Regions from separate parts of the Homo sapiens genome. Here region 2 is linked to region 1. Evidence: read pairs that join two places in POLR2A ChIA-PET (ENCODE). Cell type or tissue: Panc1. All regions are shown on one strand. Links, peaks and the distances in the headings refer to the core of each region. The heading gives the core; the rest is flanking DNA. Region 1 overlaps REXO1 (RNA exonuclease 1 homolog). Region 2 has its middle 4.7 kb from the start of MKNK2.

Region 1 (6,274 bases), core at 1,073-5,072:
GGGTGGTACCTCCCAGTCCTGGCCTTGGGGTGAAGCAGGGAGGAAGGGGCAGCTCCCAGGCCTCTGGAGGTAGGCTTTTCCTGTCAGCCAATTCACCATGTTTCCCAGAAACAGACTGACCTGGGCCACATCCAGGAAGGAGCCCACCTGCTCCTATCCAAAGTAATTCCCAGCCGTGGGACGGGGCCTGGACGGGCCCCTCCTACTTCCAGAGTCGGCATTCATTTATGTATGTGTGTGTGTATGTATGTATGTATGTGTGTATGCATGTATAGCTCTGTCGCCCAGGTTGGAGTGCAGTGGTGCGTTCTCGGCTCACTGCAACCTCCACTTCCCAGGTTTAGGTGATTCTCCTGCCTCAGCTTCCCGACTAGCTGGGATTACAGGCGCCTGCCACCAGGCCTGGCTAATTTTTTTTTGTATTTTTTAGTAGAGGTGGAGTTTCACCATGTTGGCCAGGCTGGTTTCGAACTCCTGACCTCGGTGATCCTCCCGCCTCCGCCTCCCAAAGTGCTAGCATTACAAGTGTGAGCCACCACGCCTGGCCCAAACTCGGCCTTTAGATGTGACCCCCTGGGTGGGCTCCCAGGGCACCTAGCAGCATGCACATGCCACCCTGGGGCCTTTCCAGTCCTGACAGGTACCCAGATCCAACCCTCTGAGGCATGGTGGGACAGGGAGGTCCAGGGAGGCAGTGGTGTGTACCAGCTTCAGGTGACCTTTCAGGGGCTCAGCACGCCGTACCCCCTGTTCTGAGCTGCAGGCAGCCATGGCCGAGCCCCAGGCAACTTCCTGTGTGAAACTTCCAGACCTGGCTGGAGCGCCCAGGCCAGGATGCTGCCTTCCAGCACCAGTGGGTCACAGGCTGCAGGGTGGGGGAGCCCAGTGACCACAGGGAGGAGAGGCCGTGGTGCAGATCCTGATCTCAGTCTTCTCGGACCCGCCTAGCATGCCTGCTTTCTTTTTGGTGCAGTCTTTGTGGAGGTGGTAGCAGCCTCCACCCGGGAGTGAAAATGCTGAAACCCCCTCTGCAGAGTGTGCCCTCCGGCCTCCAGGTGCCCCTGCTCTTTCCCATCTGTTGGCTAAAGGCTGGGGCAGGTTTCACAGCCCTTAAAAGACAAGCAGTGCTTTGGGAGGCCGAGGCGAGAAGACCGCTTGAGCTTAGAAGTTTGAGACCAGCCTGGGCAATTACAGCGAGACCCCCGTCTCTACCAAAAAAAGAAAAGAATTAGCTGGATGTGGTGGTGCACGCAGGTGGTCCCAGCTACTTGCGAGGCTGAGGCGGGAGGATCGCTGGAGCCGGGGAGGCAAAGCTTCAGCGAGCCATCATGGTACCACTGCACTCCAGCCTGGGCAATGCCTGTCTCCACAAAACAACAAAACAAGTACTCACACAGGCTTCCAGTTAGAAAGACAAGCCCACGTCCCCCAGATTGGACCCTTATCACCTGTCCTGCGCTCTGCTTGGGGGCCTGGCTCCACTCCTGGGAGGCAGGTGCTATTCCTTCCAAGACCTTCCAAAAGCACCTTTTGGGGAAATGGTCTCTCCTTTCAGAGTCCACAATGTCCAGAGGTCTGAATTTCCTTCCTTTGGGAAGGGCTCGCGGGTGTCTGCTGGCTGGTGTGTGTATTGCCTGTGACTCTTGGCTCCCCTGGGCTGGGTTGATCTTGCAGGCTGTGTCTTAGAGCCCTGGGGTCCAGGACAAGGAGGTGGAAGCCCCTGAGTGGAGTCCCTTATCCTTAGCCCCTTAGAGATGCCTCAGTCCCCTCCACCCCCGCCTGCCCTCCTGGGGCCCAGTCTCACTGCTGCCCACCCCTGCCTGGGGAGGAGAGCCTTCCCGTTAGGCGGGCTCTTCCTCCTCTCTGCATCCCCGTTAGCTGGAGCCTTGGGAGGGGAGACCAGTGTCTCCCTGACCTGGCCTTGCTCCTCCTCAGTAATTGTGCTCTGTCACCTCCCCTTCATGAATCTCTGCAGCTCACGCCACAGTGGCCTTGGCCTGGCCCCTCCACGTCACTGGGCAGCCGGGCTTCCGGGGCTGGGGGAGGGCTGGCACTAGTTGCCCTGTTCACCAGGCGGGTGGCAGGGTGGCGTGCTCTGCAGCCGGCTGGGTCAGGGAGGAGCCGGAGCCTCCCCCAGTGAAGTGGGCCGGGAGGGCGCCCTTGAGCTGCTGCTGGCCTCCGCAGCCCTCCCCCTGGGTGGGGGCTGACACCCAGCCCCAGCCGGCCGTTTCCCTGCCGGGAGCATCCTCCTGGCCTGGCAGCTGTCCCTCCCCGCACAGAGGAACTGGCAGCCACAGTTGCTGATCCTAGTTGGGTGCCCTCGCTGACTCCCAGGGTCCTTGGCTGTGAGATGGTGCCAGAATGGGCCCCTCTGCGCCTGCTGGGCACATGGGGTGACGTTTCCTGGAAATGCCTTGGCTGTAGCCTGGCACAGGCAAAGAAGAACCTGTGGCTTCTGTGTGATGTTCCCCTGCCTGCCCGTACCTCGTGGCCCTCCACACAGTCCCGCGGAGTTCCGAGTGGTCCAAAACAGACACACGGATCCTTCCTCTTGTCTAAATGCTACTTAATTTTATTTGTTTTAGAGACAGGATCTTGCTCTGTTGCCCAGGCTGGAATGCGGTGGTGTGATCACAGCTCATTGAAGCCTTGACCTCTTAGGCTCAAGAGATCCTCCCACCTCAGCCTTCCAAGTAGCTGGGACCACAGGCATGCAACCATCACACCCAGCTCATTTTTTGTATTTTTTTGTAGAGACGGGGTCTCGCCGTGTTGCCTAGGCTGGTCTTGAACTCAAGCAGTCTGCTCATCTTGGCCTTCCAAAGTGCTGGGATTACAGGCGTGAGCCACTGAGCCTGGCACTAAGTGTAATTTTTTTTTTTTTTTTTTTTTTTGAGACAGAGTCTTGCTCTGTCGCCAGGCTGGAGTGTAGTGGTGTGATCTTGGCTCACTGCAACCTCTGCCTCCTGGGTTCAAGCGATTCTCCTGCCTCAGCCTCCTCAGTAGCTGGGATTACAGGTGCACGCCCCCATGCCTGGCTAATTTTGTATTTTTAGTAGAGATGGGGTTTCACCATGTTGGCCAGGATGGTCTTGAACTCCTGAGCTGGTGATCTGCCCGCCTTGGTCTCCCAAAGTGCTGGGATGACAGGCGTGAGCCACCGTGCCTGGGATGACAGGCGTGAGCCACCGTGCTGGGATGACAGGCGTGAGCCACCGTGCCTGGTCCCTAAATGTAATTTTAAAGATGGGCACAACACTGCTGTGATTTCAAGGGAAAGGCGGCAGCTGCCCGTGACCAGGCCTCCTCCCACCTCCTCTGCAGCCTCCGGGTCCCGGCCTCCCGCTGTCCCTGCAGGGTTCCCGGGAACAGGAGGGGCCTTCCGCCTTCGCAGGTACAGGCAGCGGGCAGCTGTTTTCCACTGCACTTTCATCACCCGGTGAGGCTGCATTCGTCCCCGTGGGCCTTAAAGCAGCACACTCTCTCTCAGCGCTGGGCTGGGAAGTCCAAAGTCAGCCTCGCTGGGCTCAAGTCAAGCTGTGGGCAGGACTGGGCCTCCCGAAGGCTTCCGGGGAGAGTCAGTGCCCGCCTTTCCCAGCATCTGGAGGCACCTGCATCCCTCGGCTCAGGGCGCCTTCCTCCCCTTCAAACCCACAGCACAGCCTTTTCCAGTCTCTCTGACTCTCACCCTCCTGCCTCCCTCTTTAAAGGACCCTGTGAGGACACTGGGTTCCCGGATAATGCAAGATGTTCACCCACCCTCAGGGTCCTTTGTTCAAGTCGCACCTGCAGTCTATTGGCTGAGTGAGGTGGCCTGGCCACAGGTCCCAGGGATTAGGATGGGGACTTACCTGGGGAGGCTTTTGTTCTGCTGGTGGGTGTGTCTCGGGGGAGCAGCTTGGGAAACCAGCCATTTCTTTTTTTCTTTTTCTTTTTCTTTCTTTTTTTTTTTTTTTTTTTTTTGAGATGGAGTTTTGCTCTTGTTGCCCAGGATAGAGTGCAATGGCTCAATCTTGGCTCACTGCAACTTCCGCCTCCCAGGTTCAAGCGATTCTCTTGCCTCAGCCTCCCGAGTAGCTGGGATTACAGGCATGGGTCACCACGGCTGGGTAATTTTTTTGTATTTTTAGTAGAGATGGGGTTTTTCCTTGTTGGTCAGGCTGGTCTCGAACTCCTGACCTCAGGTGATCCGCCCGCCTCAGCCTCCCAAAGTGCTGGGATTACAGGTGTGAGCCACCACAACCGGCCGAAACCAGCCATTTCTTTCTTATGCCTGCTGGGGCTTGAGGGGGTGTGGGTGGGGGCCATAGGGGAAGCCTCCAGTTCTGTTGCTGTTCTCTGCGTCGCCCACAGTGGGAGGTCTTGTGCCTGCCTCCCCTTGGCTGCGTCCAGCCATTTCTCTGCACGGAAGTCTTAGCACGCTGTGGGGGTCGATCTCCAGGTGGGCCGAAGGGCAGGCAGGTTTTCTGAGTGGAAGAAACACACCTGAGGCCCGACCTTCAGACAAGCTGCACGTTCAGTCAGAATCAAGTCAGAGCCAAGTGGCGTCTTGGTGCGGGCAGGTTCCCATGGGGCTGTTGCCTTTTGCTACATGGTGTCACAGCTCCTTATCAGCCTGTCGGGGATGTGTGTCAGCATTCACGTCCCTCTTGGGCAGTTGGTGTTGGGTGCAGCATAAATGAAGGCCAGATTGCATTTGCTGTACCCCATGGGACTGCGGGCTTGGTGTGGGCCCGTGCGCCTTTGTTGGAATCTGATCTCACTGGGTTTGTGGAGCTGCTTTTCAAAGGTGAGAGTGTGCAACATTCCTTGCCCCTCTTCTTCCCCATAGCAGTGTGACTTGGAGGTCCCTCCAGGGCGCACGCCTCCCCCTTAACCACAGGTGACCTGCGTTTCGGCTTCTAGGTCATCTCCTGCGTTATTTATTGTTGTGTTTTTGCAGTGAAGGCTGCACCAGACGCATCTGTACCTGCCCTGTGCGGTCTGTCTGTGGCACGGGTTCTGAGGATTCCGAGTCTGAAGGTGGTGGTGTTGAAGCTGCATGGGATGGTTGCGAAACTGCTCTGCAAGATCTCGGCCTGTCCATGGCCCCCTCAGTGACGGGCAAGGGAGATTTCACCCCATCTAGAGCCCCATTTGCCATCTAAGGGGATATACCATCTACAGGTTCCAGGAATTAGGACGCAGACGTCTTTGGCGCCATTTCCTGCCAACTCCAGAGGATCAGACCTGTTGACCTTTAGAGACCTTTAGAGATGTTACGGAATTACATTCAGTGGAACTTTATTTTATTTTTTTAAGAGCTGGGGTCTTGTTTTGTTGTCCAGGCCAGAGTGCAGAGGCACAATCCTGGCTCGCTGCAGCCTCAAGCCCCTGGGCTCAAGTGATTCTCCCACTTTAGCCTCCCACATAGCTAGGAGCACAGGTGTGCATCACCATGCTCAGCTTATTTTTAAGTATTTTTTTAAGAGATGGGATCTGTGTCATCCAGGCTGGTCTTAAACTCCTGAGCTCAAGCAGTATCCTCCCGCCTCAGCCTCCCAAAGTGCTGAGATGATCGGCGTGAGCCACTGTGCCTGGCCGTGCTCAGTAGAATTTCTAATGGTCAACTTCCAAGTTTCTGGAGTAAATATTTGAACTTGGTTTTTATTGCTTCGCTGGAATACTGGGCTCCACTTGCTCATGTTTTCTTTAGACTCCTTCGGCCTGTCCCCACGGGAGGCTTCTGTGGTTCTGACTTCTGTGCTGACGTTGGTGGCATTGAGGTTGTGAGGGTCTGCTACACTATGTTCTGGAACCACGTAAATAACATGCGAGTCTCATGTTCCCAGCTGCCCCCCGGGAAGACATTTCAGCCGTGTGCTTTAAGCCAGGCACAGCAGCTTGGGCTATAGTCCCAGCTATCTTGGAGGCTGAGGTGGGAGGATTGCTTGAGTCTACGAGTTCAAAGCCAGCCTGGCCAATATGGTGAGACTCCACCTCTACAAATTTTTTTTTGTTGAGACGGGGTTTCACTCTTGTCGCGCAGGCTGGAGTGCAATGGTGTGATCTCGGCTCACCGAAACCTCTGCCTCCCAGGTTCAAGCGATTCTCCTGCCTCAGCCTCCTGAGTAGCTGGGATTACAGGCATGCGCCACCACGCCCGGCTAATTTTGTATTTTTAGTAGAGACGGGGTTTCTCCATGTCGGTCTGGCTGGTCTTGAACTCCCGACCTCAGGTGATCCGCCCGCCTTGGCCTCCCAAAATGTTGGGATTACAGGCGTGCGCCACCGC
Region 2 (5,094 bases), core at 1,055-5,054, 220 kb before region 1:
CTGGCAGGAGGCAGACAGGTTGCCCCCAAGGAAGCGGGGGCTGTGCACCTTTGGGCAGAGGCCGGCCAAGCCTGCTCCGAGACCAGGGGCAGGACAGGTCGCCTCCAGGGAGCTGCAGGACCCGGGGCAGGCTGAGCCTTTGGGCCTCCACCGCTGGAGTCTCATGGTGGGGTGGGTGGTGCGGCCTCCACTGTCACAAGGCGTCTGTTGTCCCAGGAAGTAAGCAGGAGTCTGTCCCTGTCCTGGAGGGAAGGCCGTGCCACCCAGTGGCTGTGGGACCCTAGGAAGTAGCCGTGAGGGCGGGAGGTGGCGCAGGGGTCTGGGTCACCCCAGGGCCGGCCTGCAGGGAACTCGAGCTCATCCCTGAACCTTCTGTGTGCTCCAGGCCACTCTGCCAGGGCCCTGGGAGGTTGAGGGAGGTGGGACCAGTGGCGGGTCAGCCAGAGAAGAAGCTAGGTTTACTGGGGGTCTCCTATAGGAGAGGGGCATGGGGCCAGCATGGCCCAGACAGCTGGGATCTCCAGTGCGGGTCACTGGGTGCTCACTGGGTGTCCATGGGGGCTGTACGTCGGGGTCAAAGCCAGAAATTGGGCAGAGACAGCTCAGCCACAGGTGAGTCCTGGAGCACATCCCCCGACCCACCACACCCTCAGGTCAGTCACCCACCTGTGTGGCCAGTTCTGGCTCCATTCCATCAGCACCTCCCTGGGCCTGGCCTGCTCCAAGTGCACCCAAAGCAGGTTCTGGGCTGGGGTCAACTCTCACCTGTCCCAGATAATGAGGCTAGCTGGTGACTAGGTGAGGAGGGGCTGGGGTGCCCTGGGAGAAGCCACCAGGCCTAGCTTGGGTTGGGGGGGCCCACAGGGTCCAGGGCAGGTCCTGACCCCTCCTTAAAGGAGCCGCAGCACCTCCCAGCCAGGATCGGGTTCACCTTGGCCCCAGGGCCTTGGCTGGGCCCTGCCGTGACCTCCCGGAAGAGGAAGCCACGGCCAAACCCCAAGTTAGGCCTGGTGAGGGCTCCAGGGTGGGGGACCCGGGGGGTTAGGAGAGAGAAAGAAGCCACCTGCTAGGCTAGGCGCAGTGGCTCACGCCTGTAATCCCAGCACTCTGGGAGGCTGAGGCAGGCGGATCACCTGAGGTCGGGAGTTCAAGACCAGCCTGACCAACATGGAGAAACCCCGTCTCTAGTAAAAATACAAAAATTAGCCAGGTTGATGGTGTGTGCCTGTAATCCCAGCTACTTGGGAGGCTGAGGCAGGAGAATCGCTTGAGCCCGGGAGGCAGAGGTTATGGTGAGCCGAAATGGTGACATTGCACTCTAGCCTGGGCGACAAGAGCAAAACTCTGTCTCAAAAAATAAAAATAAAAAAAAAAGAAGCCACCTGCTGGAGATGCTGCCCCCCACCACCCACCCTGGCCAGGTCCCAGGTTATCTGGAAGCCATTCCAAGCCACCCCAGGGCCAGGCAAGACAGTGCGGTACAGGGTGGTGGCCATGCCAGGAACGCAGCAGGGGGAGCCCACTGGAGAGTGGGAGGGATGTCAGTGCGTTGGCGGAGTGGGGGTCTCTGTCCTTGTGTCTGGGGGCATTGGGCATTTTTCAGCTATGGATTTGGTAGTGGTGCAGCCGGGTGCTGGGTGCTGGGTGCTGGAGGTGGGGCAGGGGTTGAACTGCAGTGGGAGGGAAGGAGAGAGGAGGGGGAAGGGGAGGAGGGGAGGGGAGGAAGAAGAAGGGAGGAGGGCAGGAAGGGAGGGGAGGAAGAAGGGGGGAGGAGGAGGGGGGAGGAGGAGAGGGGAGGGAGGGGAGGGGAGGAGAGGAGGGGAGGAGAGGAGAGAAGGGGTGGAAGGGAGGAGAGGAGGAAGGATGAGGAGGGGAGGAGGGAGAGAAGGACCGAGAGGGGAGGAAAGGAGGGGAGGAGGAAGGAGAGAAGGGGACGAGGGAAGGAGGGAGGAAGGGGAGGAGAGGAGCCAGAGATCGGCTCCAGCTGATGCTGATTCCTGTCCGCAGCCACACCTCATTTCCTGTTTGTCCTCCTTCTGGGGCTAGCGTCTCCCAGGCCCTCCTCTTCACTCTGGTGCTCCCCCAGGGCAACCCTGAGCTCCCTCCCAGGCTGGCTGACCAGCACTGGGGTCATGGACCTGCGGTCCTGGCCCCAGGCCCTGCCTGTCCCACCCACCCACGTCCGGGCCGGCTAGTGCCCACCCTCACTGCCCCAGCCCAGACCACACTGCAGGAGGATCAAGGAGACGGTCACCCGGGGCACGGACCAGGCTTCCTGCCTCCCACCAGGCAGGCTTTTTCCCCCACCAAGGCAGGTGGGGGTCTCCCTCCCAGGGCTCCAGCTGGGGGTGGAGGTGGGGGCAGGGGGCGAGGCTGGCAGGGGTGGCCAGCCTGGTAGCGCCCCCAGGGGCTGGCACGGCCCAAAGCAGGGCAGGGCCAGGCACGGCCCACAGCAGGGCAGGGCCAGGCACGGCCCACACAGGCAGGTGGGCGACCCTCCCCTTCTCCGGAGGCCACTGGCCATCCCGCGCCCCCAGCCTGGGCCTGTCTGCCTGTCCAGGGCTGGTCTAGGGAGAAGGTCGGCTAGAGAGGATTCTGCCTCTGTTGGGGAGGAAAGGAGAGGAGAGGGTGCCAAGGCCCCATCCCTGTTGGCATAGCCCCTAGCACACAGAACAATCCCGCCCAAACGTCCACACTGTTGAGGCTGACAAACCCCTTGTCGATTATTTGGAAAATATTGAGTTTTCTCCCTGCTCACACCAGACATCGGATAAACGCCCCATGGGGCAGACAGCGTAAACCAGGGGGAACCCCACTGCTGGGATTCACCTCCTTTCTCTCTCCCTGCTCAGGGTGTGGACTTCAATGTGTGCAGCCTCCCAGGACCTCACCAGGTCAGAGCATCACGGGATGCAGAGTTTCTTGGGAGGGTCCGTGAAATCCCCTAAACCAGGGGGTCTCACCCCAGGGGAGATCCTGTCCCCAGGGGACACTGGGCAACACGTGGGGATATCTGTGGTTGTCACGACTAAGGGGAGACAACAGTCTCAAAATTCTAACTCAGTCAGGCGCGGTGGCTCGTGCCTGTAATCCCAGCACTTTGGGAGGCCGAGGCGGGTGGATCACAAGGTCAGGAGTTCGAGACCCGCCTGGCCAAGATGGTGAAACCCCGTCTCTACGAAAAATACAAAAATTAGCCAGGCGTGGTGGCACGTGCCTGTAGTCCCAGCTACTCAGGAGGCTGAGGCAGGAGAATCGCTTGAACCCAGGAGGCAGAGGTTGCAGTGAGCCGAGATCGCACCACTGCACTCCAGCCTAGGCGACAGAGCGAGACTTCCTCTCAAAAAAAAAAAAAAAAAAAAAATTCTAACTCAGTCCTGCCTGCAGAATCCCTTTCACCTAGGAAGTTCCCTTGGCCATGCCCCTTCCAGGATCTGCATCCCAAAAGACGCCCCCAGAAAGAAACGAAGGGCTTGTTGGGGAACAGATCAGCTGGGACCAGGGCACAGGGCACCAGGCTCCCTGTGTCCCTCTGAGAGCCATCTGGGTGTCTTCTGGGCTCCACCCTGGGGTAATAGGAGGAGGAGGAGAGGAAGCCAGGTGACCGGCTGAGTGCTGGCAGGGAGTGGGTGGAGGCCAGGGACGCTGCTCAGCTCCCTGCAGTGCCCAGGGCGGCCCCACCCCAGAGGATGACTGAGCCTTGAACGTCCACAGGGCGATGGGGAGGAACCCCCGGTGGAGCATCCCTAGAGCCAGGGGTCATCTGCCTGTCTCTGAGCTTCCTCAGTTTTCCCAATTGCTGCGCGAGTTTCTTTTTTTTTGTTGAGACGGAGTCTCGCTCTGTTGCCCAGGCTGGAGTGCAGTGGCGCGATCTCAGTTCACTGAAAGCTCTGCCTCCCGGGTTCATGCCAGTCTCCTGCCTCAGCCTCCCGAGTAGCTGGGACTATAGGCGCCCGCCACCACGCCCGGCTGATTTTTGTATTTTTAGTAGAGACGGGGTTTCACCGTGTTAGCCAGGATGGTCTCGATCTCCTGACCTCGTGATCCGCCTGCCTCGGCCTCCCAAAGTGCTGGGATTACAGGCGAGAGCCACCGCGCCCGGCCATTTTTTTTGTATTTTTAGTAGAGACGGGGTTTCACCATGTTGGTCAGACTGATCTCGAACTCCTGACCTTGTGATTGGCCCGCCTCGGCCTCCCATAGTGCTGGGATTATAGACGTGTGGCACCGCGCCCGGCCCGCATGAGGCTCTTGATGGCTCCCACCTGCTGGGGCTGTGGGAGAGGACAGGACCTGGGGCAGGGCCTGGCTATGGTGCCGGGAACAGACCTGCCCCTCTGGCCTGGCTCCCAGATCAGCCTTTCCTGTCTGGTGCCTGAGCTTGGCTGGACACAGAGCCCAGGCATGGGCTGAGCCTTGGTTCAGGTCTGCTCCTCATGGTCAGGGTGAATGTTGAACCCATGTCGGTCCACACTGAAAGATGGACACAGCCCCACACCTGCACCAAGGACAGTGTGCCACAGCCGCATACCACGAAATGGTCCCACTTACTCTGTGGACTGAGCTGAGTCTCCCGGAAAAACCCATCCATGTCCTAACCCTGGTACCTGTGAACGAGAAACTATTTGAAAATAGGGTCTTTGCAGATGGAACCAAGTTAAGATGAGATCACACTGAGTGGGCCCTAAGCCAATGACTGGCGTCCTTAGAAGAAGAGGAGACCGGGCGCGGTGGCTCACGCCTGTAATCCCGGCACTTTGGGAGGCCCAGGTGGGCGAATCACCTGAGGTCAGGAGTTCAAGACTAGCCTGGCCAACATGGTGAAACCCTGTCTCTACTAAAAATACACACAAAGAAGTTAGCTGGGCGTGGTGGCGCGTACCTGTAGTCCCAGCTATTTGGGAGGCTGAGGCAGGAGAATTGCTTGAACCTGGGAGGCAGAGGTTGTGATGAGCCGAGATCGTGCCGTTGCACTCCAGCCTGGGGAACAAGAGGAAACTCCATCTCAAAAAAAAATAAAAAATAAAAAGAGGAGACAGCAGGCTCAGTGGCTCATATCTGTAATTCCAGCACTTTGAAAAGCCAAGGTGGGAG

What was found. Peaks named below come from ENCODE experiments on the same cell type or tissue, not always from the same donor. Only the 100,000 strongest peaks of a DNase experiment are listed, where the experiment ranks them.
Region 2: POLR2A ChIA-PET joins it to region 1 with 9 read pairs; 2 of 35 experiments call an interaction of 5 or more read pairs at or near these places.

What each region holds. Positions count from the first base shown.
Region 1 is chr19:1,829,535-1,835,808 of GRCh38, reverse strand. The region is part of intron 1 of REXO1 (RNA exonuclease 1 homolog); the gene reads left to right. Among named protein-coding and RNA genes, the nearest start is that of REXO1, 16 kb to the left of the region's middle. RefSeq lists enhancers at 1-382, 383-1,349 and a silencer at 4,502-4,702. In Panc1, for the core only: no CTCF peak of the experiment used is centred there; no DNase peak of the experiment used is centred there.
Region 2 is chr19:2,053,441-2,058,534 of GRCh38, reverse strand. No RefSeq gene overlaps it. Among named protein-coding and RNA genes, the nearest start is that of MKNK2, 4.7 kb to the right of the region's middle. RefSeq lists enhancers at 1-183, 3,625-3,704 and silencers at 2,355-2,524, 4,894-5,094. In Panc1, for the core only: no CTCF peak of the experiment used is centred there; no DNase peak of the experiment used is centred there; H3K27ac peaks cover 3,045 bases.